Regions from separate parts of the Homo sapiens genome. Here region 1 is linked to region 2. The links are chromatin loops, found by intact Hi-C in ENCODE. Cell type or tissue: PC-9. All regions are shown on one strand.

Evidence for each region. Hi-C counts contacts between places; a loop is a spot of excess contacts. Peaks named below come from ENCODE experiments on the same cell type or tissue, not always from the same donor. Only the 100,000 strongest peaks of a DNase experiment are listed, where the experiment ranks them.
Region 1: a loop joins it to region 2, with 16 times the contacts of the local background. A loop is called at or near these places in 6 of 110 quality-filtered maps.

What each region holds. Positions count from the first base shown.
Region 1 is chr9:15,836,111-15,838,610 of GRCh38, forward strand. All of the region lies in intron 21 of CCDC171 (coiled-coil domain containing 171), which reads left to right. Among named protein-coding and RNA genes, the nearest start is that of CCDC171, 280 kb to the left of the region's middle. In PC-9, CTCF peaks have their summits at 1,175 (motif pointing right) and 1,374; no DNase peak of the experiment used is centred here.
Region 2 is chr9:17,461,851-17,464,350 of GRCh38, forward strand. CNTLN (centlein) reads left to right here. Exons shown (of 26, transcript NM_017738.4): 20 at 1,066-1,163. Among named protein-coding and RNA genes, the nearest start is that of SH3GL2, 120 kb to the right of the region's middle. In PC-9, CTCF peaks have their summits at 1,201 (motif pointing left) and 1,404; no DNase peak of the experiment used is centred here.

The DNA.
Region 1 (2,500 bases), 1.6 Mb before region 2:
CCTGATGACTTCATAGTTATATAAATATTAAATTGCCAAATGTAGAAAAATGGGTTAAGATACCCTCTCCTATGTTGCAGTGACAAATAACTCTAAACAGTGACTTTACAACCACAAGTGATTTCTCACACATTATGCATATTCATCATGGGTCAGCTGTGTGCTTCTGCTTCATATGTCCATACCCCATGATTGAGGCTGATAGAGTGTTCTTTATCTGGAACGCTGTTGGTCTTGTTTTATTTTATTTATTTATTTTTGTTTTTATTTTTTGAAACGGAGTCTCTCTCTGTCGCCCAGGCTGGAGTGCAGTGGCGCCATCTCGGCTTACTGCAAGCTCCGCCTCCCGGGTTCACGCCATTCTCCTGCCTCAGCCTCCCGAGTAGCTGGGACACCACGTCCGGCTAATTTTTTGTATTTTTAGTAGAGACGAGGTTTCACTGTGTTAGCCAGGATGGTCTCGATCTCCTGACCTCGTGATCCGCCTGCCTCGGCCTCCCAAAGTCCTGGGATTACAGGCGTGAGCCACCGCGCCCGGCCGGTCTTGTTTTAAAGGTGTCTACATGGGACATTGCTGTCCTTTTCTCCGATAGGAATTGACATTTTGCTTCTAGTCACATTTCATTGGTCAAAGCAAGTAACTTGACCATTCCTGATTTTGACAGGACAGGGTATATATAATCTTCTTTCCAGAAAGGACACCACCGATTTACATCGTCAAATTTCGTATCAGTGGAACGGGAGAATATACTTTCCCCTCTTGGAGAAGGAACAAATAGTTTGACCAATAATAAAATCTACTGCGGTAACTTATCTTTTTCATTATATAATGTATAGAAATAATTAATCTTCTTTCTAGTTAGCCACATTGGCCAAATTTGGTGTAACTTGACATTTTAACATCTGCAACCCTCTTCACTAGTTTGGTCAGTAGGGTTGAAAATAGTTATCTCCGGGAGTCATATGTCTGGTTGATGCTTTTCTCTCTTGTTCTAGAGGTTTTTTAAGTATAAAAGAAAAAGATTCTTCCGTGTATTATGCTGTTTGTTGTTTAAGAAAATTTGAACGTTCTACAATATGTACTCAGTGTCCACCACATTCCACAGAGCATTTTCTAGGCTCCAGAAGCCATATTCCTGACATTTTAAAGCATCACCACTAGATGGCGATCTCGCTCATTTAGAAGGTTAGAACAACTATGTTTTTCTTCAGGTGAATGGGTTGGTTACAGAGGGATCAGAAGTGTAAATTATACTAATTTTATAGCAAGCTCTTTGTAACCAAAATGGTACTATTTACTGAGTATGTATATATTCATGTACATATATACACATACACCCTTATACAGGAAAATTCCATTTGAAGAAAACCTATAAAATGCTATGTTTTGCTATGTTACTTCCCCAGAATATATATTTTTCAACTATTACTGCCTGAACAAATACAGGGGTTTTCATAAGCACAATTCCTCAAGAAACTGCCCAGAGGCTTGAGTCCATCCCTCTGCCTTGTCCCAACAGTACTTTGAATATGCTTCCAACTGTTGCTGAAACTGGTTGATTTAGTTGTGAGCCTTCATCTTTGTTTTAACAACTCTGTATTACTCAGCTTCACTCTCTTTTTCTTTAATTAATACAAGTGAAGAGTGGTTAAAAATTATATATTTCACTCAGATATGTTAAAAAATAACTTTCATGGTTTATTGCACGATGGGAAAGCCGGTACCAACCCTTTTAGAAAGCCTTTTAGAAATCTCACTCAGTGGTTATTGCCAGTGGTAACTTTGTTCTACCCTCTTTTACTTCAAAACAACACAACTTAATAACCGAAAACATTTTAAAACCATAGCCGAAATAGTGTAGTTCTCCTTATAAAACAATTACTGAGTTCAATTGTTAATCCTCTTTTTGGTGTTCCTAAAATAATATTCTTTTCATTTATTTCTGCTATGATGTAGGGTTTATGGCTCTCTATCATATAATTCATATACCTTGTAGGATTTAATAATTAATGGAAATAGAAAATATATGGCTAGAATGTGCGTTTATAGGAAGTAAATATTTAATATATACTCTGAGTAACGTAAAAGTAAATTTTGATATAATACTCTAGCATATTAAGGAAAACTATTATAAGCCAGTTCTTTGAAAATCATTTTTAACATAGTATATCATTGTATCTTTTACTCACAGGTGAAATCATATTAAACCTTGGTTAGAATTCTTCTGAAGGTTTAAATGAGCTATGATGATATAGCCAGAATGACCTCTTGTATTTCTTTAATTAGACAGTTATAGTTTATATATATGATTCCCAAACAGATCAAAGAGGGCTGCTTCACAGCCTAGAATCCTTCAGAAGCTTCCCATGGCCTTCTATTACAATAGTTGGCAAGTATATTTAGCCAAAGAACCCTTTCTTTAAAAAAATCTTCCACAAAGTTCATAGAAAACATTAAAGCAAATTCCAGTTTAAAGAAGGATGGGAGTTGGGAGTCCAC
Region 2 (2,500 bases):
CTAAGTGATGTCTTAGATTACACATTTAGTTGGAACTAGAGTCAAAATTGAAAGGTGTTCTAACACTCTAGTTACCACCTCTGGTTCCTAGGCTCTACTGACAACAAATACCACAGAACAAACATGTTTTGCTTTGAAAAACTAATAATTATTTACAAATAATGTAATAAGTAGCATTATTAATAACTTCAAGTAAAGAAGGATTGAGTATTCATGAGGTTTTCTATCAGTTACCATTATTCTCTAACAAACTATCCCGAAACATCGTGGCTTAAAACAACAGTTTATTATTTCTTAAGATTTTGTGGGTTGACTGGGAAGTTCTTTTGCTGGTCTCTTCTGGGCTACCTCATATCCCTGGATTTTTTCAAACCAAAGATTTCCCTAGTTGGAAGATACAAAATAGCCTCACTCATAGATCGGACAATTGGTCTACTACCTGTCAGCTGGAGTACCTTGGTACACTTCCACATGATACATCAACTGTATTCCTAGCAAGGTGATCCTGGAGCAGCATTCCAAGAAGGGAAAGAGAGAAGCCACAAAGCTTTAAGGCCTGGGAACTGAAATTTACACAATTCATTTCTGCTGCATTCTTTTCGACAAAGCAAGTCACAAGCCAGACTACGTTCAGTGGGTTAGGAAATGGATTCCCCTGCTTGATGAGCAGCAAAGCATTTGTGACCATATTTCGTCTAAGATGTTAGTAAATCCAGTATTTGTTTTAAGTGATCTTCTTAAATCATTAAAATTCTTAATTATTCACATATTTACATTATACCAGGACAACTCATATTTCCTGTAAATGTATTTTGGATACATACTCTTTGCAATTCTTAAATGATTGTGTTCCTCTATAGTTTGGCATGTTATATAAAAGTTTTAGTATTATTATTTCTATTACAGCATATAAAATAAAGCATTTAAAATATTAAAATATTCATTTTAATTATTGTTTACCATAATTATTGTAGAGGTATTCTTCTTTAGAATGGCACTTATTTTTATGCTGCCTTAGACCAAGGTTGTAAGGTATATTTAAATTTATTTCTATTTTTAATCTAGAATGCTACTAATGAACTCACTAAACAGTCATCAAATGTGAAGACTTTGAAATTTGAACTCCTAGCAAAAGAAGAACACATAAAGGAAATGCATGAAAAGTATGGTTTTTGTATTTCTATCCATTGTATTTGGTGCCACCTAGTGGCAACCAGCTCTATTAAACGTGCTCCAAGAAACTGCTAATGTTTACGTTTTCCTTCCCTAGTTCATATTTAAACCTACCTAAGATGAAAGTTTAAGGAATACTATGTATAGCATGATTAATGGCAAGCTATTTACTTTTTTAAATTAGATAATGATGAAGTTAAATTTCCGTTATTAAACATATTTAATTTTGAATAAATACAAATTAATGGCTTCGAGACAATGAATGAAAAACTTTACAACGTGGTGGTTATTTGGCCCCCCAAATATATGATTAGTATTTGTATTGGATTTAATGCCTAAGCTTATAAAGCTAAGGTAAAAAAAGGAAAGTTTTGTTTGTGTTTAAAATAACTGGAGGTTATGGAAGTTTGTACTCTTGTGTTTATCAGTACAAAGATTTTAAATGCTCTATCCCACTGAATCAAAATTATTTTCTTTCTGTATCTTTCAAAGCTACACTATTGCTTAGAAATAGTAAGATGTTTAGATAGAATTCCAGTTGTCACTGATACATTTGAGATATATGTATCTCACAAACACACCTGTAGACCTCATTATAAGTGAAGAGCACTTAAAAGTGATATGAATAGATAAAAGCATTAGACAAAAAGCTTGGTTAATTTTTTAACTGATAATATTTTGAAGTTTATTTATCAATTAAGAGTAAGTCTTGCTTATTGTTTAACAGGGCTCTAGATTAACACTCTTTGAATCCTGGCTTCCCTACCTACTAGGCCTATGCCTAAATTTAATAATATTAAATTAGGTTCTTACGAGGAATAAATGAGTTAATACATGTAAAGCACTTATAACAGTGACTGGAACATTGTAAGCCTTCGATACATGTTAGCTATTGTCATTCTTGTTTTAGTAGTAGCAGCAGCAGCAGCAGCAGTAGCAGTGGTTCTCACAGCATCTACCATTTTATACTTAATAGTTCATCAACTTATGCTAAACAGCTGTGTGGATTGAATCTCAAATTATATTAAATTAGAAGATATTATGGCTAATTTAGTTTCATTACAAGAGTTTGCATTTGTTTATTGAAGTATAAGATTTTTTTCTTATCATTTTTATGCTTTTGATTATCTTCATATATCACTTTGATTTTTCACAGCAATGTAAAAATGTAATTTAAATGAAATAGTTCTAAGTTTTCATAAGTGTTATTAATTTTTCTCATTTCTTATATATTTTGTTTTAATACATATATGTAATTATATAATTACCAAGTCACAACTATAGATTTTACAAGTGTTCAAAATATTAAAAGAACAATATCTTATGC